3 separate regions of the Mus musculus genome follow, and all the other regions are linked to region 1. The links are chromatin loops, found by intact Hi-C in ENCODE. Cell type or tissue: heart. All regions are shown on one strand. Links, peaks and the distances in the headings refer to the core of each region. The heading gives the core; the rest is flanking DNA. Region 1 holds the start of Zfp318 (zinc finger protein 318). Region 2 holds the start of Abcc10 (ATP-binding cassette, sub-family C (CFTR/MRP), member 10). Region 3 holds the start of Polr1c (polymerase (RNA) I polypeptide C).

Evidence for each region. Peaks named below come from ENCODE experiments on the same cell type or tissue, not always from the same donor. Only the 100,000 strongest peaks of a DNase experiment are listed, where the experiment ranks them.
Region 2: it touches region 1 in a loop (4-fold over the local background); 18 of 42 quality-filtered maps call a loop at or near these places.
Region 3: a loop joins it to region 1, with 5 times the contacts of the local background. A loop is called at or near these places in 4 of 42 quality-filtered maps.

The regions. Positions count from the first base shown.
Region 1 is chr17:46,378,651-46,389,104 of GRCm38, forward strand. Zfp318 (zinc finger protein 318) reads left to right here and starts at 5,116. Exons shown (of 10, transcript NM_207671.4): 1 at 5,116-5,680; 2 at 8,062-8,213. The coding sequence starts at 5,189. In heart, for the core only: a CTCF peak has its summit at 4,934; DNase peaks (open chromatin) are centred at 4,951 and 5,751; H3K4me3 peaks cover 2,618 bases; H3K27ac peaks cover 1,862 bases.
Region 2 is chr17:46,323,764-46,334,217 of GRCm38, forward strand. Abcc10 (ATP-binding cassette, sub-family C (CFTR/MRP), member 10) reads right to left here and starts at 4,260. Exons shown (of 21, transcript NM_170680.2): 1 at 4,009-4,260; 2 at 1-1,151. The coding sequence starts at 4,169. In heart, for the core only: a CTCF peak has its summit at 4,489 (motif pointing left); a DNase peak (open chromatin) is centred at 4,268; H3K4me3 peaks cover 1,871 bases; H3K27ac peaks cover 1,430 bases.
Region 3 is chr17:46,242,612-46,253,065 of GRCm38, forward strand. Polr1c (polymerase (RNA) I polypeptide C) reads right to left here and starts at 5,434. Exons shown (of 9, transcript NM_009085.2): 1 at 5,284-5,434; 2 at 5,118-5,189; 3 at 3,496-3,603; 4 at 3,005-3,137; 5 at 2,420-2,539; 6 at 2,188-2,340; 7 at 1,915-2,064; 8 at 1,695-1,811; 9 at 1,309-1,609. The coding sequence starts at 5,352. The coding sequence ends at 1,491. Yipf3 (Yip1 domain family, member 3) reads left to right here and starts at 5,469. Exons shown (of 9, transcript NM_145353.2): 1 at 5,469-5,717; 2 at 6,230-6,427; 3 at 6,568-6,674; 4 at 7,800-7,845; 5 at 7,959-8,051; 6 at 8,183-8,314; 7 at 8,503-8,616; 8 at 8,753-8,876; 9 at 8,955-9,926. The coding sequence starts at 5,637. The coding sequence ends at 9,103. Xpo5 (exportin 5) reads left to right here. Exons shown (of 32, transcript NM_028198.3): 32 at 1-987. In heart, for the core only: a CTCF peak has its summit at 8,730; DNase peaks (open chromatin) are centred at 2,140, 5,450, 8,030, 8,910 and 3 weaker places; H3K4me3 peaks cover 2,893 bases; H3K27ac peaks cover 1,695 bases.

The DNA of each region.
Region 1 (10,454 bases), core at 1,404-9,403:
GTTTTCTCAGATTTCCTCTAAAACTTGAGGGGAAAACATCTACAATCATGCAAATCTTGAGTTCTTTGTGCCTGCAAAACCAGCAATGTGTGGGTGGTTTCACGCTCTGTGGTTGGTTCAGAGAGAAAGGCAGGCCCTTCGAACCATGACCACATGAGCCTCTCTGAGCATGTGAGCATAGTGACATGTGTCCTAGAAAAGCAACTTCTTAGGTGTCCCTGTGTGAGCAAGGTGCCCTGGAGGTAACCTTTTTCCCCAAGGAAAAGTCTTTCAATGACTTTCCTCTTTCTTACTCTTGAGTTGGTAATGGGTGAAGTCTAGAAAATTCTTGAGATTCCTTGGACCTGTTTCCTAAGTTCTGATGCAAAATATTGTGATTCTCTTTAAAATATATATATATAGATTTTCATGTGCATGAGCATTTTGCCTCCATTGTATGTATGTATATGCACCAGGAGTATAACTGGTTCCCATGGAGCCAGGAAAGGGCATTGAACCCCTGGGACTGGACAGTTGTAGACAGTTGTGAGCCACTCTGTAGGAGCTGGGAATTGAATCTGGATCCTCTAGAAGAGCAGCCAGTGCTCTTAACCTTTGAACCACATCTTCACAACCCCATTTCTTTTTGACCTACGGCTTCCCTCCCTACATAGCTGTCCTTGAATTCACTCTGTAGACCAGGCTGGTCTTGAAGTAGCCGATCCACTTGCCTCTGTCTTGCAACGGCTGGGACTGAAGGCCTGTCCTGCCACGCCCAGTCCTCTTTGATGCTGTTGATCTCGTCTTGCTCTGGCTTTTCTTAACCAAAGTACGAGTTTCTCATGTCACCTTTATTTGCTGTCTGCTACAGAGTCTAATTATAAGTCTGACTAAAAGTAGACAGAAGCAACCATGTTGCATCACATTCTGCACACGTAGACTGATGTCCTCCGTGAGATGAATTTGTCACATTTTAACTCAGCCTCCTACAAAGTCTCAGGATGTGGACAGAATTTAGATGTTTCTTCCCAGGATGTAACATGAGTGGCTTCTAGTCTGGTCCACAACAAAGTCCTCGTTTTGACCTGGAATCTCATGAATACAGCCTTTTCTGTCCATGGTCATGCTAGTATTCTGGTCTTCTGAGCTCACACAAAAACTACTCACTAAATGAAATAGTCTATGGTTTTTCTAGTCTGAATTTCCAAATTCCTCCAGAAAGATCAGTTCCCAAGGTTTAAGAACCACGTGGTCAAGGCAAACAACCCCATTACTGACTCGACTTCTCAGATACCCATTGTCTGTGCTGGTTGGCCTCTCATTGCTGTGAGAGACACCTGAGAGGAGATAACATAGGTAGGATTTTTTTCATTTTGCCTCAGTTTTAGACAATTTAGTCTATCGTGGCACGAAGAATGTGGCAGAACAAAGAGATCGGTACCACAGCACTGGAGAATGGAATGCAGGAAGGGACGAGGGCAAGCTATTGTCTCCAAGGCAATGCTGTGGGAGACAGTTTCATATTAAAACCATAACAGAATGCTATGACAATGTACCTAGTCCAAGAGGCTTGAATAATAGATATTTAACAAGACATGGCAGCTTGCACCTGTAATCCCAGTACTTGGGAGGCTGAAGCAGGAGGGTGGCTGTGATGAGCTCAAGGTCAGCTCGGGCTATACAGTAAGTTCCAGGCCTGCCCAGGCTACAGAATGACAGTCTCTCAGGCCTTGTGTGCTTTACAGGCCTGTAACCAACCCCTAAGCCCTGGGGAGGCAGGGCGATCAGGCATCCAAGGGCATCTTCAGCTACAAATCTGAAGCCAACCAGAACTAAGCAAGATCCTGTCTCAAAATAATAGTAAAAGACAGTTACTTCTCATAGTTGTAGAGTCTGAGAGGTCCAACATCGGGGTGTCAGCAGCTCAGGCTTCTTCTCTCCTTTGTGCATGGCTGTCTTCTCTGTGACCACACACAGCAGAACAACAGACTTCCATGTCTCTTTCTCTTCTGATGAGGCACAACCACACTGAGAGCACCTTGCCTTTCACACCTTCTCTAACCCTACTTCTGGAAATCATCACATTAGGGACGGGAGATTCGTCAGGTGACTTGGGTCCCACAGGACAGCCCACGGTGTGTGAAGGCTCTTAGCCATGTTCATCAAAAGACAAGTAAGAATGCATCGACTCGGTGACAGACAACAGCTGGGAGATGGTTTTAATTAGATTCTTTCCTGTTGTCGTTGACCTTTCAGCACAGGCCTCCAAGGCAGAAAGCCCCTTAGTAGATGTCGGGTTCTCCATCCCTTCATCCCAGAGGGACACGGTGAGAAATGGGGGACCGGCCTGCCTCCTGGCGTTCCTAATCCAGCCTGTTGAGGAGAGCTGAGGACCGTGTTGGAGAATTGCCTTTGGATTCTGCATTCCCTCTCCCACCATTCCACTCAGGGAAGAAAGAGTTTCCACAGAAGTCTAACCCACTCCCTGATCTTACCAGGCGTCAAGTGTGGAGCTGTTATCTGAAAGGAAGTTTAAAGGTTTGTTTGGTTTTGAGCCTGGAACTTTGGAAGGCTGTGAGAATCACTTCATAAGCCTGGTCACCCAGGTGTGTGCCCAGGAGGCTTTGGGACCCTGGACTGCACATTTGTATGCTGCAATAATACTACTGTTCACGATACCAGAGAGTGTTGGAAAGTAAAGGACTCTGCAAAGACTTCCATTGAGGCACAGGACTAATCTGCAGAGGGCAGGCACGGAGGGCAAGAAGGAGAGACTTGCCCTTTGCTTAAAGTATCTTAGTCAGGGTTTCTGTTCCTGCACAAACATCATGACCAAGAAGCAAGCTGGGGAGGAAAGGGTCTATTCAGCTTACACTTTCCACATTGCTGTTCATCACCAAGGAAGTCAGGACTGGAACTCAAGCAGGGCAGGAAGCAGGAGCTGATGCAGAGGCCATGGACGGATGTTCTTTACTGGCTTGCTCAGCCTGCTCTTTTATAGAACCAAGACTACCAGCCCAGAGATGGTCCCACCCACAAGGGGACCTCCCCCCTAAACACTTTATTATTGGAGAAAGACATAGGAGACAATGTTAATACTAGAACAGCAAATCCCAATTTAAAATGTATTGATTCTGGCCAGACAGTGGTGGCATAAACCCTTAATCCCAGCACTGGTCTACAGAGCAAGTTCCAGGACAGCCAGGGCTACACAGAAAAACCATTTTGAAAAAACAAAAAAAAAAAAAAAACAAAAAAAAAGGAAAAAAAGTATTAATTTTGGTTCTAAATAATGGTACTCCATATCTATATTCCCAGCACTTAGGAAGTAGAATCAGAGGATTAGGGGTTCAAAGACATCCTCTGATACATACTGAGTTTGAGACAAGCCTCAGGCAACTGAGACCCTAGTATGTACAATAAGCATTGACTTCAACTAAATATACATAGTGATTTATCTTTCCTCGTCTACTAAAGTAGATGGAGATAACTAAATACATACATAGGTAGTATAATAAAGACAGGGCACATACCTCTGGTAGATTAGCTTTTTCATCAAAATAACGTATATTTACAAATTATATCAATAATATAGGATAAAGCAAACAAGTGTAAGGGAATACAGCTGGTAACATTTTTATACTGGTGCCAGGTGGGAGGTCCATGACTTCAAGGCTAGCCTGATCTACATAGGAAATTCCAGACCAGTTAAGGCTGCATAGTGAAACCTGACTCTCAAAAAAAAAGGGACAGAAGCAAGATTTTTATTCTGAAATAGGAAGCTTATGACATTTATAAATAAGCAAATCGGCTTATATTTTAAACATAATTTAAAAACAAATTAACAAAGTCATATTTTTTTCTTTTCAGAAATCTGATTCTTGTTTTTTGGTGTTTTTTGTTTGTTTGTTTGTTTTTGTTTTTTGTTTTTCGAGACAGGGTTTCTCAGTATAGCCCTGGCTGCCCTGGAATTCTCTCTGTAGACCAGGTTGACCTTGAACTCTGAGATTTGCCTGATTCTGCCTCTGAGTACTAGGATTAAAAAGTTTGTGCCACCAATGCCTGGCTCAGAAATGTGATTTTTACACAAATTCAAGATTTATGTTTAGCTGGTGAAAAATATGAAGCTATTGTCTAGGTTCAACATATTTCCTCACTTTTGGTTTTTTCATGGTGTGAGATCCTCTGAAACTGGAGCCCCAAATGGTTGTGAACTACCACGAAGGTGCTAGAAAAAAGACCTCCGGAGCCATCTCTACCCAGGCCCTATTTTCCTATGTTTTGACTGACCCTTAGGGTCTTGTCTTTTTCTTTTTAAACATTTATTTCTATTTTCTGTGTATGAGTTTTTGCCTCCATGTGTTTCTGCACCACTGATATCTCAAAACACTTGCCAGGCCTGTCACGGTATGGGTTGCTCCGACAGTGGCCTTCACCACCATTTTACTGTAATGCTTGGCTAGAACATCTGGAAATTTTACTGATGTCTGTTGTGTTTGACTTTCACTTTTCTGTACTTTCTCATTTCTCGATTTAAACCTCTATAAGTTATTGGACTGGAAAGTTACCCGACTACGTCAAGCTTCCTCTGGGGGAAAAGGGATGGACACTCGTTGAGGTTCGTAGCTTCTGACAGGGTTTAGGTGTGAGTGTAGGGGGTCGTTTGCTTTCTCACTATATATAATCATTTCTGTAAAGCAGGTGGATTGCTATGGGCACGCACGCTCCAGGAGCCTGGGAACCAAGCTACTGAGGCCTCCGCTACAACCTGGCCCCGCCCACTCACCGGGCTCTCCGGCCCCGCCCACCGCGCCGGGAGGAGGAGAGGGGTGGTCTCTCTGCATCACGTGGTCTCCGGGGGAGTAGGGGGTGGGCGGCTCGCCGGTCGCCATTTTGCGCGGGGCCGAAAGGCGGGGCCTGCGCACTTCAGGGCGCGCGCCCCTGGTGCTCGCGCAGGCTCAGCGCTCCGCCCCACGGCTCCCGGCTCCTGAGGCCGCTCTCCGCGTCCAGCCGCGGGAGAGCCTGGGAGGACGAGGGGGTGTGGCGTGTCGGCGCGTACCCGCGCCCTCCAACCGCTGGCCGGTGGGGCGGGGCCGCGGGGAGGGGGCCGCTCCGTCCGCGAGGGCGGCGCGCTGCGGTGTCCGCGGCGGCGGTGCCTGCGGCTGTGGCGGCACGCTCCCGAGCGGCGTCCGCGGCGCTCCCGGTAGCCATGTACCGCAGTGGCTCCCGCTCCTCCGTCTCTTCGCACCGGTCGAAAGACGGCAGCGCGAGCGGCCCTCCGCCGGGCCGTCCCGTGGGCGCCTCCTCAGGCCCCACACGCCGCCCCTCGTCGCCGCCGCCGCCCTCTTGCTCCTCGCTGCGGCTCCCCGCCCGCCGCCACCGCTCGCCCTCAGGCCACCGCGGCCGCTGGGCCTCGCCGTCCCCGCCTCGGGGTCGTCGCGGCTCCCCGTCCCCGCCCCGCGGCCGCCGGGCCTCACCGTCTCCGACCCGCGGCCGCCGGGCCTCGCCATCCCCTCCGCGGGGTCGTCGTGGCTCCCCGTCCCCGCCGCGCGCCCGTCGCGGCTCCCCGTCGCCACCGCGGAGCCGGCGACACTACCCACCTGGCCTGGGTGGCTTCCGAGGCAGCATTCGAGGCGAGTCCCGCGCCGACTTCGCCCGGGACGGCCGCGGAGACCATCCAGGCGGCGGCGGCGGCAGTCGGGTAATCCCACCCTTCGCCCATGTTGCCCCCATGTCCCCAGCCCCCGGGCCCTCAGGCCAGAGTCCGAATGTCCGAGTCTTCCCCGCTCCCTGACAGTCCTGGGTGCCTCCTTTACACAATAACGGACCCGGGACCCGTTCGGTCACCCGTGTTGGAACAGAACAGGACGCCCGGTTTCTAGGGGGAAGAGGCTTTCGCTCTTGCTATGTGGAAAAGTTCTCCAAGGCGAGGGGCATTTCATCCATACTGACTGGCGCTTTGGCGTTTCCCTTTGGGTTTGATCAAATTCGTTGCTTTAAGGCCCGAGTTTAGCAGAACATCTGAAATGCCTGGTGGCCAGTGAGGAAAGCTTGAACCAAAGCAGACTGGATGCTTTAGCTGTCATGGAGTCTCAGTTATAGCTGTTATTCCGACGAGAGGTGTGCATAATCAATCATTGTGATTGCTGCCATCAGCTAGAGACACAAGAGCAGCTACCAGCAATCTTTTAGGGCTCACGGTCCCTTGAGGTAAAGCAATAGCAATAGGTGTTATCACAGCCAAGGAACCAGCTCAGAGAGGTTTAAGTAGCTTGATCAAGGTGACACACAAGTGATGGAGCTGTGGTTCAGCTCACATGTTGGATTCTCACAGCCTGCGATTTTACATGTTAAAATGTGCTGCTGCTGGAGGGACAAAATGTGGGATTAATTTATGGTTGTGGTGGGTGTAGCTGAGTAGTACTCAGTAGGGCTTACAAAACTGTAAAACCCGATTTGGAATCTTAGCATCCTAATTTTAAATAAAGGTGCAGGTGTGATAGTGACCCCTCAGCTGGCACTACAGTGCCCTAGTGTTCTGGTCATAAACTGATTTGTCACATTGTGAAGACTTCTCAAAGCCCTCACTAGAGAGGAATCGAGTAGAATACTGCAGCCTCCCCCTTCTGGGTGCTGTACTCACTCCAGCTCCAGTTCTCCGTCCCATAGGAAAATGCTTTCTCTTACCACCCGAACATTTACCTCATGCTTCAAGGGAAGCCCCCAGGCTATCCTGTCATCTCTCACCACTCTGAAGGCCCTGCTGCCTCTTCCTCAGATTGGTACAGTTGCCTTCTTCGTAATTGAGCCTTGCTACTCACCATTTATCTTTTCTGTGTTCAGCCATCAAATTGATTTTTAAAAATATTTTGAATAGTGTGTGTTCAGGTGTACCTGTGAATGAGGTATATATGTGGGAGTGCAGATGTTGTGGAGGCTTTGGATTCCTTGGAGATGGTTGTCAGCAAGATGGTTGAGTGCCTGGTCCTTTGGAGGAACTCACTCTTAACTGGAGCCTCCACACTGATTTTCAGCCTTCATTTTATACATTTAATAAGCATCTATTGAGCATCTGCCATGAATTAGATACAGTTACGATAAATAGATGAAGTTAGAAATTCCGTGGTGTGTTCAATGTGATTAAGGGCTAAAACCAAAATCAAGTTACAATTTCAAGGAAAAAAGCCTCATGAGAAGTGAGTCTTTGATTAAGACCGTAAGAGATAAGAGATCAAGTAGTCCAAGCATCAGGAGGGAAATTGTAGTTGGCTCACATGACTTTAATGCTTGAAACCCTCCTGTGCCTCTTATCACATTATCAAATCCAAATTTCCTAATTTTGTCTCTCTTTTCTCTGTGACATTGCTGCAGCTGTCCTGGCCTCTTTTCTGTTACCCAAAGCATACTGATTCATTCCTGAGCTGTTTCCTTTGGCCTGAAACATGTGCTTTTCTTTGAAGGACCTATGTGCCTTCGATTTAGTAGCAGCATCCCAGAAATACTACCTCTAATCATCTTCTTTTGAGTGATCCCTCCTTTTCCTTGTCTTTTAAAGTACTTAAAACATAATTGGTTTTGCCTCTTCTCCTTTAGTTAGACATATATGTGTGTGTGTGTGTGAATGTGTGTGTGTCTATGTCCTGAGAGCCAGGATTTTTACTTGGCTATTCCCATGTTTCATACAAAAAGAGGTCCTGTTTCCCCACCCCCCCCCTTTGGTTTTTTGAGACAGAATCTTTCTGTGTAGCCTCTGCTACACAGTGGACAATTTTTAGGAATGAGTGGAGAATATAAACTCACCCTCTCCTCTCTCAGGGTGGTGGTGCACGCCTTTACACTGGGGAAACAAGAGGCAGGTGGATCTGAGTTCAAGGCCAGCCTGGTCTACAGAGTGAATTCTAGGACAGCCAGGGCTATACAGAAACTGTCTCAAGAGATTTTTTTCCTCTTAAGGAAACTTCTAAATTCTTTTTTATTGTAGAATGGTCCCTTACCGTGATAGACAACAATTTTATAAGTAAGGAGAACATTTTGGGCATAGAGATGTGTTCATGTTTTCACTTTTGTTTTAACTTTTTGTAGAGACGTTCTCCTGGTCTGTGTTCTGATTCTTCTTTGGAGGAGAGTTTAAGGATCACAGTTGGCAATGACCACTTCTGTGTTAGCACACCAGAGCGGCGGCGGCTCAGTGACCGGCTGGGATCTCCAGTGGATGGTCTGCAGGACATGGACAGGTAGGCTTCAGCTATGGCAGGTGCACCATACTTGCTCTGGAAGGCAGAATATTGTTGTTTTCTGAGTGATGTATCTGAAAGTTGGTGCCAGCACTGAAGTCAAACAGTATCTGTGTCCAGTGGAAGATAGAACACTGGAAAAGGCTTTCTGAGTGGGAAGAGTATGTTGATATAGATTCTGTTTCTGAATATAATGTATGCTAGAAAAAGAACATCATGGTACAAGTAGAAAGAGAAGCTAAGGGAACATAAATCAAATATTGGATTAAAATCTAAAAAGATCCCCTTATACAATGAAGGTTTTGGACAAAATGGAAAGTCTCTTTTTTTTCCCTCCTCCTCTTCCTCTTCTTCTTCCTCTCCCTCCTCCTTCTCCTCTTCTTTTTTTTTTTAAAGAGAGGGTTTCTCTGTGTATCCTGTCTGTCTTGAAACTCAGTCGGTAGACCAGACTGGCCTCAGAGATCCTCTTGCTTCTGCTTCCCAAGTGCTGGGATTAAAGGCATAGGCCCCACTGTATACAATGTTTAAAGTTTTCTTATTGATGGAGGATTTAATTTTACTATAGCCCTGGATGAGTTTGAACTTACAGAGTTCTGCCTCTGCTTCCCAGTGCTGGGATTAAAGGCTTGTGGTAGTCTACTTGGCTTTTTTAAGGTATGGGACAGTGTGTGTAGCCCTGGCTGGCTGACCTGGAACTCAACAAAAATCTTCCTGCTCTGCTTCCTGAATGCTGAGATTACAAGCATGACCCCAACATTCAACTACAAAATTAGCTTTGTTTTTGTTTTGTTTTTGTTTTTTGAGACAGGATTTCTCTGTGTAGCCCTGGCTGTCCTGGAATTCACTTTGTAGACCAGGCTGGCCTCGAACTTGGAAATCTGCCTGCCTCTGCCTCCTGAGTGCTGGGATCAAAGGCGTGCACCACCACGCCTGGCCAAAATTAGTTTTTAATGATTTTTTTTAGCATATTCAGGCCAGAATATAGATCCTGAAAGCATTTAAGTAAATAATGCATGTGTGTATATTAAATGTATGAAGCAGTAATAGAAAGCTAGAGATCTTTAAGGTTTTTGTGTGATTACTGCTTACAGTTCTTGAGTGCTAAGGAAAAGTAAACTATACAGTGTTGAATGTAGACCTTAATTACTAAAAGTTATATATGAGGATTAAATAACTTTATTACCTCACAAAAGGAAAAAGGTATGGATGGGAGTGCAGGACAGCCTGTTCTCCATCTTAGCATGTCTGTCAAAATCTCTGTCTAACACAGTGGAGTTTTCATAAGTAACTCATAGTAATCAATCAAGGAAATAGTGTTTGTTACAGGCATTGTTGAGTGTTGTATAGTGTACAGGCAGGCAGATAGGCACAGCTGGGCTGGAAATCTGAGGATAGTGATATTTACTTTAAGCTCCACTGGCTATGGGTGCAGTGAAGCAAGGGAGGACAGTCATATAGCACAGAAACTTCTGAAGGTTGAGCTTCGAGGTATCTGACTGGATCCTAATTGAGTCAATGGTTCTTGCCCTTCCGTCTGCTTCTATTTTGGGAGATGATTGAGTAGGTGGACTCCCCGGGGTGATGGTACAGGGTGTGAGTCTCTTCCTTCCTTGCTGGTTTTTGTGGTACTTAGACTGTATTTCCTCTTTGTTATGGGTATATGCTTCTGATAACTAACCTCCCCCACCTCTCATTTTGTTTTGTTTTGTTTTTGTTTTTGAGACAGGGTTTCTCTGTATAGCCCTGGCTATCCTAGAACTCAGAAATCCGCCTGCCTCTGCCTCCCAAGTGCTGGGATTAAAGGCATGCGCCACCACTGCCTGGCAACAACTCTCTTTTTAAGTAATAAAAAGTTAATTTTCCTCATAAAATGTTTAGAACTATAATGCTTCCAGAATCATGTGTTTTAGAGAAAGTGAGATAAGGGTCTACATGAGAACTGTTGGGTTGTTTTTTTATATTTTTATCACCTGCGTGTTTGTGGTTACTTTTTTTGTTGTTGTTTTTTCAGGACAGGGTTTTTCTGTGTAGCCTTAGGTATCCCGGAACTTTGTAGACCAGGCTGACCTCAAACTCAGAGTTCGGAGTGCACCATACTGCCAGGTGTGATTACTTTTTGTATGGATTAGTGTCCAGTAAAATCAGGTTGTAGCGCCATTAGCATATTCGTTATGTTTCCTGATGGTGGGTCTAGTCTTCGGCTAATTGAATAGACCATTTTCAGGGCTAGAGAAATGACTT
Region 2 (10,454 bases), core at 1,021-9,020, 55 kb before region 1:
TGACAGGTACCAGCAGCAGCGCCAAGACCAGCCCAGCCAGGAAGGCCATGCCCACCTGCTGGTACAGCAGGTAGAGAGTGATGGCCAGCTGCAGAGGCAGGCCCCAGGCCTCATGGAAGCTGCCAGCAAAGTTGAGCAGCCTCTCGGAGTCGGTGCCTAGTAGGTTCAGGACCTCCCCGGTGGGAGGGCGGCTGGGCCCAAGCTTCAGGGCTTTGCGGTAGAGGGTGCTCAGCACAGCCACTCGTGCCTGAAGTGTCACTTTACGGACCTCATACCCATACTGATTCTGCAGCACAGCACTTATCACAGTCCCACCAGCCAACCCCAGGACATAGAGCAGGCCGTGGCTTAGAGGCTCTTGACCTTCCTCCAGGAAGCCCACCAGGAGGGAGAGCAGCAGAGGCCCGGAGAATCCCAGCATGGTCCCCACCATCTTCAACAGTCCAAGGGCCAGGTAGCAACATCCAAAGGCCCTGTACAGGGCCCTCCACAGTTGGGCCCCCTCCTTCCAATGTGCTTGGAAAACTCGGGCCAGGAAGGCAGGATGCAGCCTGCGGGGGAGGCGGCAAGTGTCCCGGGGCTGCTGGAGCTCTCCTCGGACTCCACGAGCAAGCAAGGGTGCCAACCAGGCATAGGAAAAGCGTGACAGCCAACTCTCTCCATCTTCAGCTACCTCTGTTTCTTGACTCTCAGAGGACAGGAAGGGATCATGAGTCCAGGGCTCTTGTGGTCCCCCAGGGGCTGCCCAGCCCAACCCATAGGCCAAGACTGCTGCCAGTTGCAGAATGAGAAGACACACACGGCCCAGAGGTCCTGGGAGAAGTGGGGGCAGAAATGTACCTCGCTGGCAATGCCACAGCAGAGTTAGTACCAGGGCCGGGGTTGGTAGAAAGGCTGCCAGAGCCAAGGCCAAGGGTCCACGGGAACGGCCATGAGGGGAATGAACCAGTGCCCACAGGGCCAGGCTGTGGGTGAACCAGGCCACAGCTGTCACACACCCTGCTAGCACCTCTAGCCATAAGGGCCCTGGGCGTGACCCTGGAGGCAAAACAACTGGAAGGAGGTCTAGCAGTGGGAAGATGGAAAGGAGGAAGGATGCTGCGAGTCGGAGGCGCCAGCCAGGATTGAGAGCTGGGGAGTGATTGGTAGTCCTGGGAAAGAAAGAGAAGAAAAGAAGACCGCAGATCATGGTGACTCATGGCTCAGACACACCCATCACCTTCAACCAGCGGGAGGAGGTAAATTCCCTTTCTGGTCTGCACATGGCACTCCTGCCCTCCTTACAAAGCCTCTCCTTACAGGAAGCCTTCCTAGATTGCCCAATCCATTTTCTAATTTGCCCACAGGTTTTCTGATTCATTCTTTTGCCACAGGTACAAACAAGCCTGAGTTAAGGTTGTATGTACTGTGAAGATTCCAATGAGAAAAACCCACGAATTTTACACAAAGATACACACTTTTTATAAAAAGGGTCCACAAGAGAGTGCCTGAAAGTCACCTGAAACCTCCTAGGGAAACATTTACTTACCTGCAGCTCTTGTCCTGTAACAGGAGAACCTACATTTAAAAAAGTCTCAGAATATTCTACTCCTGTCTTTTCCCTAATTGTAAGAAGTGGTGTACATCACTGTGTGACCTCTCAGCTCAAGAGGAACTTCTTTCAGTTCTGCCTATTTCCTCTTAACATCACAACTGTTTTTCATAAACAACAACTGCCACAACAAAAGGTTTACATTAAGAATCAAAAACAAGAAACCAAGCCGGGCTGTGTTGGCGCGCGTCTTTAATCCCAGCACTTGGGAGGCAGAGGCAGGTGGATCTTTGAGTTTGATTCCAGCCTGGTCTACAGAGTGAGTTCCAGGAATAGTCTGGCTACACAGAGAAATCCTGTCTGGGAAAAAAAAACAAACACAGGGGCTGGAGAGATGGCTCAGTAGTTAAGAGCACTCGCTGCTCAAGGACAGCTGAGTTCAGTTCCTAGCAGCCATGTCAGAAAGCTCACAACTGCCTACAACTCCAGCTCCAGAGGCTCCTCTATCCTCTTCTGAACTCCACAGGCATTTGTGGACACACACACACAATACACTTGAACAATGGAAACAGCCTTTAATCACAGCACTAGTGAGGCAGAAGCAAGTGGTCAGTTTGAACTCTGTGAGTTCAAGGTCAGCCTGGTCTACTTAGCAAGGTCTAGGCCAGCCAGTGCTATATAGTAAGATCCTGGGCGGGGAGGGGGGAACCCTCAAATATCTCAAATATAGGCTGGGTGTGGTGGAGTACACCTGTAACATCAGCAGTTGGGAGCTGGGTCAGGAGGGCCATAAACTCAAGCCAAATTTGGGCTATTTAATACCTCATCTCAACACCCTTCTCCCCTCAAAGAGAATCAAACACAGGGTCAGTCGTGACGGTACAGACTTGTCATCCCAGGACCAGGTAGGGTGGAGATGCAAAAGATTTCCAAGGCTACATAGCAAAGCTTTGTCTTACAAAAAAAAAAAAAATCAAAGAGAAAAAAGTTATAGCAGTGACTATCAGAATGCATTTCCAAGTTCACATAAAAGAAAACTGGGTTGGTAGAGATGTTCTTGCAGAGGATCTGAGGTCAGTTCCGAGCACCCATATGATAGCTCACTGTCCTCTGTAACACTAGTTCCAGGGCACCCAATGCCATCTTTTACCCGACATGCATGTAGCACATATGAATAATTGCTGTCGAACACTCTTATGCATAAAACTCTTCCAGTATTTTTAAAAAGAATGAAATTGGGGCTAGAGAGACAGCCGGGCAGTTAAGAGCACTGGCTGCTCTTACAGAGGACCAAGGGTTCAGTTCCCAGCACTCACATGGCAGCTCATGGCTGTCTGAAACTCCAATTCCAGGGGATCTGATGCCCTCCCCTCTGGCCTCCTCAGGCATTGCACCCAAGTGGTGCACAGTCATACAGTTGGGCAAAATCAATCAACCAACTGATCAAAAAAGCAGAGGGTGAGGCTGGAGCCATATTTCTTTAATCCCAGTACTTAGAAGGCAGGAGCAGGCAGATCTCCTTGAGTTCTAGGCCGGGCATACAGAATGACACCCTATTTCAACAACACAAAACAACTCAACTGAGTCTGTTAAGCTCTTTGCAGTCCTAAAAAATGTTTATCTATAAACTAGACACTTTAGTTCCTTTTGTTCCCTCTCATGTGGCCCAAGCTGAGATCCCTCTGCCTCTAGAAAAGCTTAGACTAGACCACCCCTTTTTTTTTTTTTTTTTTTTTTTGACAGGCGCTCTCTTATTAGCCCTGCCTGGCCTGGAACTCACTTTGTAGACCAGGCTGGCCTTGGACTCACAGGCATCCATCCACCTGCCTCTGTCTCCCAAGAGTTGGGATTAAAGGCTTCACATGCCTGACCTGAGCAGGCTTGCTGTGGGTGTCTGTACTAACCTCTTCTAGGCTTTTGCTTCATTCTGCAAAAGGGACAGAAGGACTTAACTTGGCCATCCAAGAACTAAATATAAAATCAAGGCGAGTGTAGCACCAACACCTCACAACACAAAGCCAAGTTAGTTCTAAGATTTTGATTTCGTTACTCTTCTTCCTACAGCTTCTCTCCAGCAGAGTCTACATGGGCTTTTAGCCTAGGGATAGCAGGGCTTGCTGGATGGAAGTGGCGTGCCACTGGCCCTATACAAGCATCCTTTTTTTTTTTTTTTTTTTTTTTTTTTGCTAAAACGTTTATCTAAGTTTGCCTCCAATTCATGGCAGCTCCACTAGGACATTTAAAACTCTGCAAGAGAGATGCATTGGCAACTTTAAGGATATGACAGGCGCCGCACTCGGTGTTTAAACGCCTTGTGTCATTGAACCCGCTCAAAACTGCGGAGACTCCGAGAAGGTAGGTGGCTTGCTCAACTGAGTGCGAACAGTCAGCTTTTATTCTGCTTCTGCCCTACAGAGACCTCGCAATCCCAGGGACATCTGGGAGCGATGTGAGTTGGTGCCTCGTTGCAGTCTCACCTTGGGGTGCCCAAGTGGCAGGCACTGAGGACGGCGAGGAGCGCGTGGGGAAGGGCGCTGAGCACCAGCTGGGTGAAGCAGTGGCCCGTCGTGTCCCCTTCCCACAGCGGGAGCGGCCGCGCCGCGTCCGTGCCACACAGCTGGGCCAGGAGCCCCTCCATAGACACCTCACCCGGGCGGAAGCCAAGAGTGACAAGGCTCGGGGACTGAGTCCCCCGCTGAATCCCCGCCCCCTAGGCGGGACCGCCCCTTGCTTCCGCTTCGAGCTAGAGCCCGCCCATTCTTGAGGTACTTCCGGGGCTGGAGAGGAAGTCGCTGTCCCCGGGGCAGGCCAGTTTCTAGATCCTGGTACTTACGTTCACCCTCCTGTCTCCCGCACTTGGAAACCTAAGCGCCTTTGAGCTGTTTTAATATCTCAAGTGTTTGTGGGTGAGAAAGGACGCGCTGCCAGGTCAGGGTGCTGCGCCACGATGCTAGGGCCCTCTAGAGGCAGGAAGACCTGTTAACGGGTGCTGTTCGCAGTTTTTGGTTATTTTCGCCCATGGGGGTAAGGATGCTCTAACGCGTGCCAGCCTCTGCGCGTGCGTACAGCTCTGCCTCGGGGAGCTGTCCCGGGAGCGCGATGGTGTTTGCGCACGTTTCTGTCTTTTGGCTTGCGCAGTGACCCACCCAGTCCTGTCCTTGTGCAAATTCATTAAGACCCTGGCACGTGGAGCGCTCGCTCTCGCTTACCTATTGCATACTAGTTGACAAATGCACAGCGTTTAAAGAGCTGGAAATCCAAACATGCCTGCCACGCTGAGGAATGCTTGAGGACAAAAGGCTATTCCTGTATCCTAAGGCTACAAGATCTTGAAAGTATCCAACTTACTTGAGCCTTGGTTTTTTGTTTTTTGTTTTTTTTTTTTTTGGCTTTTTTTTTTTTCGATTGAGATGATAATACCAACCCAAGTATTGTGAAATTTGTATAATTTAAAATGTTTATGTCAAGGCCTTAAAATGTTTATGTCTAAAGCTGTGGCTCAAAGATTAAGAAGAGTGCTTCCTGCTCTTGCACAGGACCTGGATTTGATTTCCAGCACCCGTGTAAGAAGGCTCCAGCTCCAGGGATCCAAGGCCTTCTTGGTCTCTGTAAGCACCTGCACACACATACATATAAACTTTAAAAAAAAAGTGTTCAGGTCACGTGCTTTGCTTAGTCATTCCTAAATATTTCAGAGTGATGGGAAGAACGGAAACTTTTGGTTATCCAGATAGATGTTGGTTCGGACCCTGACCCACCAATTTTAGCAGCGCGATGAGATTAGTTTCATTTTAGCTTTATGTTTGCAAGGTGTATATTGGTACTGACTTCATGAGAGTGTTCAGTGTTGTGGGAATAGTTTGGGTTTTTTTCCCCCCAAAATATTTGCCTTCAGAAACTGAAGACCTTGAAACCAAATTAAAGATTTGAGACATTTAAAATTATGTACCTGTCTTGTTTCCCTACTGTGTATTCAATCTGTTTAAATTTATTTAAAAATATTTCTAGAAGAAAGTCCTTATTCCTTTCACATGCCATGTTTTCTGATATATATATATCCCTTATTAATCATACACACAGTACACAGATAAATGACATATTAGACAACAGAGACAGAAGGTACAGGGAGAGAAATGAATTCAAAATCTTTTTTTTTGTTGTTTTTTGTTTTTCAAGACAGGGTTTCTCTGTGTAGCCCTGGCTGTCCTGGAACTCACTCTGTAGACCAGGCTAGCCTTGAACTCAGAAATTCGCCAGCCTCTGCTTCCCAAGTGCTGGGATTAAAGGCGTGCGCCACCACACCCGGCTGAGAATTCAAATTCTTATTCATGGCTTAAACCCCTCCAAGGGGAAGAACATTTTTCTTTATTGATGAGGCATGGATACACAATATCCACTCACATGAAGATCTCCCTGAAGAGAAGTACTTCCATAGGTAATTGTGAAGATTCCCCTTGGGTCTCAATAAAAAGCTCTACATTTATTTATTTATTTGGTTTTTTGAGACAGGGTTTCTCTGTGTAACCCTGGCTGTCCTGGAACTCACTCTGTAGACCAGGCTGGCCTCAAACTCAGAAATCTGCCTGCCTCTGCCTCCCAAGTGCTGGAATTAAAGGCGTGTGCCACCACACCCGGCCTACATTTATTTTCCTTTTTAAAAACTTAATTTGTTTTTAGCCAGGCCGTGGTGGCTCACACCTTTGATCCTAGCACATGGAACACAGAGACAGGTGGCTCTCTAAATTTGAGGCCAGCCAGGTCTATAGAGTGAGTTCTAGGACAATCAGAGCTACACAGAGAAACCCTGTCTCGAAAAATCAACCAACCAAACAAACAAAAACTCATTTGTTTTTATTTTATGCGTGTGTGTGTGTGTGTGTGTGTGTGTGTGTGTGTGTGTGTGTGTGTTGCTTGCATATATTTTATGTGTGTGTCTGTTCAACACATTGATGCATTACCTGCAGAGGCCAGAAGAGGGAATTGGATCTTCCGGGACTTTACTTACAGATAGTGGTAAGCTGCCATGTGGGTGCTGGGAACTAAACTCAGGTCCTCCCCAAGAGCAAACTGTTCTCAGCCAGTAAGCCATCTCTCTAACCCAAGCCAGGAGTCTCTTCCTCTCCCTCCTCCTCCTCCTCTCCCTCTTCTTCCTCTTCCTCTCCCTCCTCCTCCTCCTCTCCCTCCTCCTCCTCCTCCCCCTCTTCTTCCTCTTCCTCTCCCTCCTCCTCCTCCTCCCCCTCTTCTTCCTCTTCCTCTTCCTCCTCCTCCTCCTCCTCCTCTCCCTCCTCCTCCTCCTCCCCCTCTTCTTCCTCTTCCTCTCCCTCCTCCTCCTCCTCCCCCTCTTCTTCCTCTTCCTCTTCCTCCTCCTCCTCCTCTCCCTCCTCCTCCTCCTCCCCCCTCTTCTTCCTCTTCCTCTTCCTCCTCCTCCTCCTCTCCCTCCTCCTCCTCCTCCCCCCTCTTCTTCCTCTTCCTCTTCCTCCTCTTCTTCATCTGATAATGCTACAGAAATGTTGAAAATTTAGCCAGATGGTTTAGTGGATGAAGTCACCTACTTTCAAGCCTGCGGACCCAAGCTTAATCCCCAGGCCTGCCTTGGGTGAAAGAGAAAAGCAGCTCTGACAGGTTGCTCTCTAACCTCTACACATGCCGAGTCACATGTGCCCCTGCACAGACACACACTCACACATGTGCACACAAACACACAAAATAAATACGTTAAGAAAATAGAGTGGGGCTGGACAGATGGCTCAGCGGTTAAGATCAGTAGTCTGCTCTTCCAGAGGTCCTAGGTTCAATTCCTAGCAACCACATGGTAGCTCACAGGCATCTATAATGAGTTCTGATGCCCTCTTCTGGGATGCAGGAGTACATGCTGATAGAGTCTTCATATATATATAACATAAATAAATCTTTAAAAAGAAAAGGGAGCTGGAGAGGTGGCTCAGCAGTTAAGAGCCCTGACTGCTCTCCCAGAGGTCCTGAGTTCCATTCCAAGCAACCACATGGTGGCTCACAACCATCTTTAGTGGGATCTGATGCCCTCTTCTGGTGTGCCTGAAGACAGCAACAGTGTACTCGTATAAATAAGATAAATAAATCCTTTAAAAAAAGAAAAAGAAAAGGAACCTAAATGAGCCATAACACTAAGACTCCTGAGGAGTCTTCTCCCTTCTCCTGCCTCTCCAGCATTCAGCACTCAAACCCAGCTGGACCAGGATCCTGCTCCCCATCCCTCTCCCCTTCCAGGGTCTGGAGAACACACAACCACAGGAATCTAGGCTGAATGTTTCCCAGTTCTTGGATTCTTGTTCACAGGACTGAGATAAGGGACCACACAGACTTACAGCAGTAGAAAGGTAGCTTTATTCAAGGGAAGCAGTAAGCCATAGAGGAGCGTGTCCCGTGTTCACATTGACTTTGACCATGGGTGAAGGTACACAAGAGACCTGTGAGTGGATTGACATTTTAAAAAGGAAGATATTTTCTTTGGCTACCCATCACAAAATCTCTCGCCAGTGTTGTCTATGCATTTCACACATCCCATGGCAAGTTTAGGAGTGGTTCTACCCATTGAAGGAATAAGAAGAAAGCTGCCCAGCTGGATTTAAGAGGCAATGGGGTTGTTTTCTTGAAAATTATTAAACTCGATCCTCCAAAATTACAAGAGAGATATTTTCATGGGCTTGCTAGACATAGCTTATCAGTTGTCTAGACGGGCTGGTCAGAGAGCTCCTGGGATCTTCCTATCTCTGGCTTCCCCCCAGTGCCAGGGCCCAGCCACACCCAGCTTCGGTGTGGGTGCTGGGGATTCAAACTCAGGTCACCTCGGTAACCGAGCATCACCCTAAGCCCCCAGACAGAATGTAGCAGCCCCACAGCTAGCACACATTTCCTTCTGGAATTTCTGGCTCAACACCTTCTAAATCTATATTATATCTTTGCTGCCCTGTTACCTTCTGGGCAGCCCACCCCCCTCCATAGGCTGCTTTCCCTTTCCACCTACGTTGCTGGGTGATGTCTCTCCTGCAGCTCTTACACCTCATCCCGCTCCCTCCCTCCAAATCATGGTGATTCCCCTTCTCTTCCTTTCCTCACTCCCAGTCCCATGCCTGAGCAATCTTGAAGTCCCACCTCAATCTTTTTGCCCAGCCATTGGCTGTTCTGCAATTCTTTATCAGTGGAAGCCGGTTGGGGGCCAGGGGCCGGGACTTTCAGATCTGGAAGTGCGGCCTCTGGGAGCTGAATTGAGACAAAGCGTCCAATTCCCAACACTTAGGTAGAATTCCAAATTGGATGTAGGAAAGGCTCAGCCAGAACATTGCTTTTCCTTAGCTCAGTGAAGATGTATTCTCACAGGAGAAGCAGTGAGGGACCGCAGAGATGGCTCAGAGGTCCACTTATTGCTTTTGCACAGGATCCAGTCCTCAGCACCACATGGCCGTTCATTACCTCTATAACTCCAATTTTAAGGGGACCCATCACCCTCTCTCAACCTCTTGGACCCACATGCACACGGTGCACATGCCTACATCCAGGCACACTACAGATATGCGAGCATCCACACTTACTTACCTGGCCAAGGTTAGCTGATAGAGGCTGGCCAAGGAAATCTACCAGGCTCGGTTGGAGCAAGACTGAGGCTGAGGCAATTTTTTATTGAGAGCAATCAGACTTTTTATACCCCTATCAGTAAAAGAATATAGAGGCAATTGCCAGGATCAATCCAGTTGTAGTTGCCAGGATGTAATGACAAATGACATTTACAAGCTATACAGAGTACAGAAGATTAATGTCTAAGACCAGTTGTCCCGTCAACGCTTCCATGTTTCCTTAACTTTTAAGGGAACATACAGAGTAGCACAAAGCCGTGTGAATGCTTCACTGCCTGAGAGAGCGCCTTAGTTTCTCAGGAACTGAAAGGGACACTGTGTCTAGCAGCCATAAAATCTAACCTGGAAAACCTCTCAAGGCAGCTATGTAACAGGGCCCCGAGACGACAGCACAACTGACTCTATGATGGAAGCACCATTCAGGCTTTAACACTCAGCATGGAGACAGCACCACCTGCTAAGACTAAGACAAAGGCCTAGTCCATCAATGTCCATCTAGTACTGGGAAAGTCTCTAAATGTTCTAACCTTGCCTTTTAGCTTCTGTAGTTCTGCTTCTGGCTAACTGTTCTTGTTAACTGAGGTATGTCAATCCAGAACATGGTGTTTGTACTTAAAATCTCATCCCAAGAAAGGCTCAGGGGTATACTGGGACCCCAAACACCCAGTTCGGTTGCTGGCCCGCTTTAAAAAAAAAAAAGACTTCCTACTGGCTTAAACCCATGTGAGCAGTCTTCTCTGGAGAATACAGCACAACAGCCAGGCCAGGCCAGCTTCATGACTCCCCACAGACACATAAAGTAAATAATTATTTTTAAATGGGAGAGAAGCAGGAACTCTTCGCTGAATTTGCACTGGAGGCTTTGGACTGGGCTCATGGCAGCCCTCTTGCTGTCTGAGGAAGATGCTAATTTGGAAGCAGCAGATTCTGGGCTTTGGCAACACCTTTGAGCCCTGTGTGGTGGTTGGAACATGCTTGGCCCAGTGAGTGGCACTATTAGGAGGCGTGGCCTTGTTGGAGTAGGTGTGGCCTTGTTGGGGGAAGTGTGTCACTGTGGGCGTGGGCTTTAAGACCCTCCTCCTAGCTGCCTGGAAATCAATCTTCTCCTGTCTGTCTTTGGATGAAGATGCAGAACTCTCAACTCTTCCAGCCCCATGTCTGCCTGGAAGCTGCCATGCCCTAATGATAATGGACTGAACCTCTGAGCCTATAAACCAGTCCCAATTAAATGTTCTTTATATGAGTTGCCTTGGTCATGGTGTCTATTCACAGCAGCAAAATGCTAATTAAGATACCTGGTAACCTCCTTAATG
Region 3 (10,454 bases), core at 1,734-9,733, 140 kb before region 1:
GCCCAACCCACTGACCGTGTGTGCAAGGTCTCAGCCGCTTTCTTTTGGACTACAAGGGTCCCACTTGAGCCCCTTGCTGCTGGGCTAACAGGGATCCTTTTCCACTCCCAGGGGCATGTCTGGCCTAGGTGCTACATGCTGACCCGTATATGGCCAGTTTTCTCAGTCTAAAGCAAGAATCTGGCCACTTGGGAACCCATGGTACAGAGCTATTGCTAAAGTCTGAGCGCACTGTCCAGGGAACAAGAGCTAAACAGAATTCAGTCTAACACTCTGTTCCTTAAAGTGGACATCTTGCCTTTCTCTGATTGACCCTCGAGGGTTTCCCCAGTGTCTGATGACACCAACCATACAGAAGTAATCCAGACCAGGTAGGCTTCTGACAAGTTAGCCAAGCAGCCACTGTCCCTCCTGGGACAGCTGAGTCCAGGTGCCTTGGAAATCTCAGTGGTCTCTTAAGCTTCTGAAGACTCTCTTCTCAAGGGTCATTTCTAAAAGTGTTCCAGTCAGAGCCAACACTTTTAAGTCCTTAAGGTCCCTGGGAAGGGCACAAAGCAAACAGAGCAAGATGGGCGAGACCTAGTCCTGCCTATTTCTCTGGATGTTGGCACGCCCACTGTCCACCCAGCCCCAACTTTGACCTAGTGTGGGACACAGTCATGCATAGTAAAGTTGCAAAGTCAGAGCTGGGAAATAGCAACTAGAATCGAGGTCACTGTCCACCCTACAGCTGCACAAGGCCGTCCTCCTCCTGCCTGGTGCTTGGGGTCTGCAGGTTGTAAAGGTGAGCTCAGTGTTGCCCTCCACACTCGATAGCTGCCTGCTCCTGTCTGCTTAGGGCTGTGGAGGATGTAGTTGTATTTATTATGTTGTAATATTTTTAACATCCTATGACTTCATGCTAGAAATTTTCTATTGTTTATAGAACCTTTTGTAGAAATGCTAACTAAAGTACATCTGCATGTCAGTAAAAATCTGTTTCATACAGAAGGGCCCTATTTTCCTTTTTCAAACCAGTGACTCTTCCAAGCACCCTGTTAGGGGTACTAATCAGAAAGCCCTGATGATGAGCCAACAAAGCCCTGCACACTTAGCATCTGTCCAGAAGACACTAGCTGTCTTCTCTGGAGCTGACAGTGGCAACATGGCTGACTAATGGCAGCCCTGGTTGGAAGCCTGAGAGCTAGGTGGAGGGAGGGCAGTGCACTCTCTGTATCTGGCCTTTCTCAGCAGCTGCAGCGAACCTTGGTCCTTGCCAATGCCAACCTGCTGAGGCAAGGCTCATTACTAGACAAAAAAAAAAAAAGCCTGAAAAGAACTTGCCAAGAGCAATTTATTTACAACAACGGCCTTACAAAGGCAAAGGTGTCTGTGGCACATTTAATAAAATGTATTGACTGGAAATGAGACTGGAAAGGGACCTCTAGTAACAGCACAGCAGTGCAAAAGATCCAAGAGCAGCCACGCCCTCCCAGGTATGTGTGTAAGCTTCAGTCCATCTCAACTGCATCCAGTTCATCCAAGAACCGCCGGCACTTCCCCATCAGGATCTTGATGGCTTCACTCACCAACACATCTGGTGGCAAAACTCCAGTAGACTCCACAGAAACTAGAGGCCAAAGAAAACATTCAGTCCCAGCAGGATTTTACCTCTAATACAGGCTAGTTCTAAATCCTATCCAAGGAGTACTCACAGATATAATGGTCCCGAACCCGGGCAAGCCGCACAGCCTTCTTGAGTTTCTCATGCCGGAAGATTTCCCTGCTGAAGGTATCCAGCCGAGCATTGGCCACCCTGGCCACCTTTTTACCTAAGGAAGACAGTATGGTAGCTTGCCTGTTAGGAGAGCTTTCCTTTTCTTCTACCTTCAAAGAAAACACCTTAGTCTTAGTCCCACTGCGCACCAAACACACCTTGTACTTCCTCCACCTCAATCACGCCAGGGGAGAAACACTGGCTCAGCTCCTCAGCCGCTTCTCCTTCCACAGGCTCAAGCAGAGTGATGGCCGGTAGCAGTCTGTAGCTGGCTGTGGCCACTGGTGAGAACTTGGCATGGTCTTTGCCTGGGACAACACAAGCATGTTGGCTTTCTGCCTGCTGCTAACATCCCAGTTGAGCTCCTGGTTCGACTGCATTGCTGCAATCAGACTGGCCCACCCCCCAGGGCGGGCTCACTAGGTCCTCACCAATGCCCTTGACGCAATGCATCATCAAGTCAATTTCCTGGCCAGGCCGAAGCTGAGCGATGAGGATGTCGTCGTGCACTGGACGGATTGTGCCCTCTGGGAAGACATCAGCCTGATTTCCCAAGGGGACCCATGTCATATGCCTGGTGTAGACTGGAGGGAAATATGAAGTCAGAAGCCGCAGATCCAGTCTGACCCTCGCTCGGCCCTAGGCCTTCCCACTGCTTCTCACCTTTATGGTTGACATAGAGTTCATTGGGGTCTGAGGAATCCTTGGCAGCATTGGGGTTCCTGGTACACCTGACCTGCAGCCGGAACTGCAGCGTGTCTATCTCTGTTCCTTCCTCCTCTCCTGCACAGAAGCAGCAGGGGTGGGCTGGGTTTGAGCGGGGGTTTTACCAGCCCTGGCTGTCCTGCAATTTGCTCTGCAGACCAGGCTGGCCTTGAACTCAGGACACATCTGCCTGCCTCTGCCAGTGCTTGGAGTAAAGCTGTCCACCACCGTGCCTGGCCATATCAACTCTAATACCAGGCTGACAAGAAGGCTCACAGAGTGAGGGTGCATGCTTGCTCCAACCTGAAGACCCAAGTTCAATCCCCAGGAAGAATGTAAAGGTGGAGAGAGCCTGAGTGCTGCTAGCGCTGTGTTCCGAGGGTGTACACAGTGAGACTAGAGGTGGGGTGGGGACAGCTGTTCTCCCAGGCGAAGGCAGATGTACAAGATGCCAACTAAAGCCCCAGCAGTAGGCCTGGGACCTGAGCCCATGCATTCCAGGTCAGTTCTGCCTAACTCATAATCCCAAGCTCTCAGCCTCACCTTGGTTCCGATATTCAAAGAGACGAGGATCAGCGAGGATGGGGATGAGCCCCAGGCGGTGAGCAAGGATCTCATCCTGGACTATGGACGTGTTGTTATACACCAAGACCTTCTCCACGGCCATTGTCGGCACCTGCCCAAGGAGGCAAAGCAGACAACTGACCTCCACCCATCCCCCTGCCTGGAAAAGGAAGAGGCAGCACTTTTTCATTTTGCCCTTCAGATTCTTTTTTTTTTTTTTGGTTTTTTGAGACAGGGTTTCTCTGTATAGCCCTGGCTGGCCTGGAACTCAGAGATCCACCTGCCTCTGCCTCCCGAGTGCTGGGGTGCTGGGACTAAAGGCGTGTGGCTCAGATTCTTGATACAATGTTTACTATGTAGCCCAGACTGTCATAGGTGTGAACCACCCTACCTGCCCCAGAGGGATGGCTTTGAGAAAAGCGTCTACAAATTGATACAATTTCTACCCTCCAGCCCACGTCCTCTAATACCTCAGCTAACAGGATTCTCCGGAAAGCATTGGCGATGGCAGCATCAATCCCCACCATGTCGAACTCCAGCGTGTCTTCATCCATTTGCACCACGTCCACACGGAAATTCTAGAAGGAGGGAAGCTCCTGCATGACTCCTGCCTGGCTCCTACCCTGCACTATCCCCTCACCCTAAAGTCATGGTGCTCAGTAGACATTTTGTCTCCAGTCCTGTTCTTGGGGGCAAGGCTGTGTGTTTCTTGTTTTTTAGGTTTTTCCAAGGCCAGGTTTCTCCATGTAGTCCTGGCTGTCCTGGAACTCTGTAGACCAGGCTGGCCTCAAACTCAAAAGATCCACCTACCTCTGCCTACCAAGTACTGGGATTAAAGGTGTGCGCCACTATGCCCAATCTTCCCAGATTTTCCACAAACCACCCAGAGAAGTTACTATACAAAAAGCAGAACTTCCCACACTACTTAGACCGTTTGATACTTGCATGTCTGTTGTCGTTATTTTTTAATACCTACTTTTCTCAACTACATTCCCTTGGATTTTGAACACCAATTTCCTTATCTGCTCTTCTTTCTAAATTTCCCCTTCCACCCACACAGTAAACGTTCCTGTCTCCTAGGTTCTAATCCCCTGGCTGACCTCCACCATGCTCCTGGCTCAAGCAAGCACATAGACTTCACAAGCAGGCACCTGAGTGTACCCTCATTCTTGTTCTCCTGCTTGGCAAACGACACAGCCAGCAACAGTTCCCCAGTGCCACTGGAGAAATGGCTCAGCTATTAAGAGCACTTAACTGCCCTTGCAGAAGAACTGGGTTTGGTTCCCAGCACCTGGTGGGACCTAACATTCTCCTCACACTGCAGGGATCACTAACACACAGTGGTGCACAAATACACATGCAGGCAAACACGCATATCAAGAAAGTTTTAGGGTCCTCAAGTTACAAAGTCCTTTCTCTCACACACTGCCTCCCCAGAGCACTGGTGCAAATCGTCTAGTTCTCCCTGCCTTACTCCGTTAGTACTGTCTGGAGTTCATCTATGCCCCCAATTTCAGCCTGCATACACTAGCTGGCAGATTCACCAGAATTCATTCCCTCCTGGCTATCAAGATTGCAAAATGTTATCAGTCTACTCAAAAATTCTAAATTGGGCGTGGTGGCTCATGCCTTTAATCCCAGTGCATGGGAGGCAGAGACAGAAGCAGGTAGATGGCTGAGTTCAAGTCCAGCCTGGACTATAGAGAGAGTGCCAGGGCTAAACAGAAACAGTTTCAAAGTGAATTTTAAAAAAATCATATATAATGAAGCTCCAATCAGGCCTTCACTACTCAACTTTTATTCATAGTTCAAAGCTTAATTCAAATGCCATTCCCTTCACTGACCTTTAACTACGTCCCTTCAGTTAGCTGGATTCAGTGCATCAATGATTCCTGACCATATCCCAGCCATCTTCACCGCTATCTTACTATTCTGGAATAACTTGTCTGTGTGGTCCATTATCCCACCGAGAGCAACCACCGTGTCTGACCCGTCCATGGAGCTCAAGCGTGTTGTATGGAAACAGCGACCCCCACCCCAACCTGCGAGGTCTGGCCCCTCGGGCCGACTGGGCACCTTCAGCTCTACCCACCTTCTCGAAGCGGTTCTGGTCCCAGGCATCATCATAACCGGCGTAGTTACCGGGAAAGTCCGTGGTGTGGACCTAGAGCCAACAGAAAGGGCAGTGTGGCCAGCCTTCACACCAGGCCTCTACTTCCCCGTGCCGCCCTCATCCTTCCCGCGCCCCGATCTCTTACATTGCGAACCCCAAACTCTCCGAGAACCACGCGAGTCCGCATCTCCTCCACCGCCTGAGCCGCCGCCATCTTCCGCCACTCGCTGTAAAAGGAGGCGAGTCCGCGCCTGCGTCTCCGCAGCAACGCTCGGGCTCCCGCAATCTTGAATGTCGCGAGATCTTGCCCCGCCTCTGTCCACGTCCTTCACTTCCGGACGTCAAGTGGGGCCAAACATCCGGGTTTCTCCCTTCGGCGTCCCGGCGGATCCCCACCTTGCCCGGGCGGTCGCCCCTCTGAACCTCTCCCTCCCTCGGACCCGGGTCGCACGCTCTTCCCACGCGCGCGTGCTCCAGCGACGGGAAGCCTCGAGGGACATGGCGACTCCGGCGGCGCCGGCCAGCGGCGTCCGAAATGGTGCTGGCCCGGAATGGGGAGGCTTCGAAGAAAACATCCAGGTATGGAGCGCGCCTGCTGCCAGCAGCCCCGGGCTGGCGGCGTCCGGACGGTGGCTGCTGTTCTCTCTCGCGGGGCCTAGAGGTCGGCTCCGCTGAAACGCAGCCTGTCCCCTTTGAGTCTTCCCGGGGAAGGGTGTAGCTCTTGTGCTGGCGTGAAAGGGACAAACTAGGGCTCCCGCGGGCCTCGGCTCTCTGTGGGGGCTGGAGGCTAGGATCCACTGGCACCCCCTAAAAATAGGCTTGTTTGAGAATTGGGAATGGCAGATGGGCTCTTTTGCAACTCTTTGGAGCTTTGAGGTGGAAAGTAGGAAAACAACGTGGATTGAAAATAAATAGTAGGGTTTCCAGGACCACAAAAGTGACGCGACCAAGAGTTGCCACCACTGAAAGAGTGGCAGTTCCAAGCCATGTCCTCGGCAGTGGAAGATCAAAGCCTCAAGTTGTCAGCTGAGCGGAGAACGGGGAGGATGCAATGGAAGGGCCCCTCACTCTCCGAGCCGTTGTCTTCACAGGGTGGGGGTTCGGCTGTGATTGATATGGAGAACATGGACGATACCTCAGGCTCCAGCTTCGAGGACATGGGTGAGCTGCACCAGCGCCTGCGGGAGGAAGAAGTAGATGCTGATGCAGCTGCTGCAGAAGAAGAGGATGGGGAGTTTCTTGGCATGAAAGGCTTTAAAGGACAACTGAGCCGGCAGGTAGCAGATCAGGTAAGCCAATGGGGAAAAAAAAAAGGACCTATGCATGTCCTAAATTGATCGAGGTTTTCCACTTAGACCCACACGTAAATCTCGCCGAGACTGAATAACAATCTAGAGCCAAGAGTCTCATCATACCCATTTCCCTTCAGATGTGGCAGGCAGGGAAGAGACAGGCTTCCAGGGCCTTCAGCTTGTATGCCAACATTGACATCCTCAGACCCTACTTTGATGTGGAGCCTGCCCAGGTCCGAAGCAGGTGAGGCGCCTTCTCTGAGACATCTGTCCTCACATCTAGACCCTCATCCAGACTTCACTCAGACTCAGAGCCCTGAGCTCTGGTGGACTCCCCTACTTGCAACCCCATTACTGAACTGAACATGTTGTGAATACTTGGTGAAAGGTACAGTTGGCTAGGTACCCCTCAAGTGCGCTAACCCCTCTTCCCTCCTACCCCGCTTCCCTCCACACCACCATCCTTTAAATGGCAGGCACTCACTTTGTTCTCGTCCCTCCCTCACCTGGACTCCTAGACAGTTCTCTCCTCTTCAGGGTGGCTCTTGAAACTGCAGTGCATTCTTATTCCTGAGCCGGTCTCCCCAAACACCAACAGGTCCACCCTTATCCTCCACCCCCACCCCACCCCCAGCATCAGACAGACAGATCATGCACCTGAATACCAGAGCATAGTCATTAACTTGCTTATCAAAAGGAGGATTCAATCCTGGCTTCATTCTTCATTCGTCCTCTAAGCAGAACTGATAGAAAAGCTAGGGCCAGCGAGCGAGTACACACGGGTTCTTGGTCTGTGTGGAGCACTGTCCTGATGATATCTGATCTGTCGGTGAAGGTGGGGGTGGGGCTCAAAGGGGAAGGCTTACCAGAGGAAATACTGTCCAAGAAACATTGCCAAAAACAAGAAAAACCCAAGTTACAGTAGCCATAGGTACAGGAAGAAATGATCCCTTTTTTTATTGTGTGAATTTTTTTAATACCAGTTCAAGTATATTTTTCCAGAAAAATGCTCACTGCGTGGAATAGTAATGGAGAGGAGGCAGGAAGCGGATGCTTCCCTCATCCCTCAGTAGTTGTACAGTTCCTGGGGCTTCGCGCCCGTCTTCTGTAGGCCATGTAGGTCTAATCCGGTTCTCCAAGTTTACCACTCAGCTCAGTTTCAGAGGGCTGTCCTTCCACAAGGTGGTTTTGTCATCCCCTTTTTAGCCTCCCTCCTCCCATCCAGTGTGTCCTCTGGGCTAGCCCCATTCCTGGCAGTAGAGACATGAGTTAGGATGCAGGCCCTGTCCTGCAGAGCACGACATAGTGCTGCTTCATATCTCCTCTCCTCTTCTCCTCTCCTCTCCTCTCCTCTCCTCTCCTCTCCCAGGCTCCTGGAGTCCATGATCCCTATCAAGATGGTCAACTTCCCCCAGGTAAGGAGGGAAAGGCCACCAAGCTAAGCCTGGGTGTCCTCAGAGCAGGGGAGGGAGGCCACCAAGCTAAGCCTGGCTGGCAGTCTCTAGTAAGCATGTTACTGTACTGACAGAAAGTCGCGGGCGAGCTCTACGGACCGCTCATGCTGGTCTTCACACTGGTGGCCATCCTCCTGCATGGAATGAAGACTTCTGACACCATTATCGTAAGCAGGACACCGGCCTTAGGGGAGACGGGTGGCTGGTGGAGGTGAGGCAGGGGCAGCCCTGCGCAAAAGGCCCTGGGTAAGGCTGAGGCCAGAGGTCTCTCAGCCTAAGCAGAGCTTTCACCCCACAGCGGGAGGGCACCCTCATGGGCACAGCCATAGGCACCTGCTTTGGATACTGGCTGGGTGTCTCGTCCTTCATTTATTTCCTTGCCTACCTGTGTAACGCCCAGATCACCATGCTACAGATGTTGGCACTGCTGGTAAGGAGCCGAGCCTGGGGGTGGCTGGGGGGTCTGCTGCACTCTGCCATCTGTGGACCTGGGATGGGGGGACACCTGGGATGGGAGGAGCAGGGGGCAGACCGGGATAGGAGCAGCGAGCTAAAATACCCCACTTCGGGACCAAAGGTCTGTGCAGCCCAAGTGATGGTGCTGTCCTCTCTCTCCAGGGCTACGGCCTCTTCGGGCACTGCATAGTCCTGTTCATCACCTATAACATCCACCTTCATGCCCTCTTCTACCTCTTCTGGCTGCTGGTGGGTGGGCTCTCTACCCTGCGCATGGTAAGCTGAGCAGATTTTGCTGTCTGCCCCACAAAGAGCTCTAGAAGGATGCACTGACAGCTCTGCCCCAGGCTTGGAGTATCTGCTCCATCCCTCACTTGACAGGGCCTTCTGAACTGTCTACCTGTGGCCCTAGGTGGCAGTGTTGGTGTCGCGGACTGTGGGCCCTACTCAGCGGCTGCTGCTCTGTGGCACGCTGGCTGCCCTGCACATGCTCTTCCTGCTCTATCTGCACTTCGCCTACCACAAAGTGGTGGAGGGTGAGTGGCGGGCTGCAGAGGGAGTGGGCTGGGTGAGCTGACCTGGGGGCCACTCATTCTCCACCCTCCCTCCTTTAGGGATCCTGGACACCCTGGAGGGCCCCAACATCCCACCCATGCAGAGGGTCCCCAGAGACATCCCCGCTGTGCTCCCTGCTGCCAGGCTGCCCGTCGCTGTGATCAATGCTACCGCCAAGGCAATAGCAGTGACTCTGCAGTCACATTGACCCTCTCTGAAATCCTCGGCCTGCCCTGACCCCCAGCTCCGGGGCAGAGGAAGATTAAAGGACAGTACTGAGGATGTGTGTGCCCAGGTCTGCAGCCACCAGGCTGTGGCTGCCTAAACACCTGCTGGGCACCAGGCTTGGCTTCTGAAGGGCACAAGACCAGGAACTCACAGCTAGGACTGCAAGTCTCTGCAGCCAAGTGCAGAATATGGGTCAGCTCTTCTGAGGCCCTCACCCCCTTTCTCTCTACTCCCCTTCTGTCCTAAATATAGACTTGGTAATTAAAATACTGATTGAAGTCTAGACCTGTAGCTCCTGTTGGCAGCCATCCTCCTGCCACCCGTTCTGATGCCCATTACTGCCCCACAGAGCAGTGGGTAGGCAGCCCACAGTCCTCATGTATAATGCTAGGCTGGCTGTCCTTTTGAGAGGCCAGGGCAACAATGACAAATTTCCACTTACATCATTACAAAGACCCCTGTGCTATCATGAGAGAATGTCCCCATCAGCTGACATTTGAAGCTAAGCATGGTCTAAGTGTTAGTGACCAGCACCCTTTAACCTCCACGGAAGGAAATCCAGGCCAAGTGTACATTGCTTTTCATCGCAGCAGGTGCACAGGAACATGGATCTTCAAGGCCAACCCAGTCAACAGAGTTCCAAACCACTTAGGGCCATACAGTTCTTTGAGGGGACTAGACCAGTTCCCAGCACCCATGCTGGATGGTTCACAGTTGCTTTTAGCTCCAGCTCCTCCAAGGACCTCAGGGTGCCTGCACTCACTGCACAGGCACAAGCATTAACATAATTAAAAATAAAACCTGCTGGATGGTTCACAGTTGCTTTTAGCTCCAGCTCCTCCAAGGACCTCAGGGTGCCTGCACTCACTGCACAGGCACAAGCATTAACATAATTAAAAATAAAACCTAGGGGTGGGGAGATGGCACTGAGTGTACAGTCTTTCCCCTTGCAAAGACAAGGAATCAGTAGCTCAGTTCTCAGCATCCGTGGTGGGTGGGTCAGGGTTTCCTAACTTTAGCGCCCTCTTCTGGATTCTGCAGGCACCGGCAAACCTGAAGTGGTTAAATACAGTTAATAGGAGTAGGGCTGGGTGTTTTATTTTTTTATTTTCCCCCTGCCTGTGAGGTATAGGGGTGGGATAAGGTCCCCCTGTGTAGCTCTGCCTTTCCTGGAACTCACCAGGTAGACCAGAGATCCATCCATCAGCCTCTCCACAAAAACTGAGATTAAAGGCACGTGTCTAGGTCTGGCTCACTTTTGTTTTCGTTTTTTTGAGACAGGGTTTCTCAGTGCAGCCCTTGCTGTCCTGGAAACTCACTCTGTAGACCAA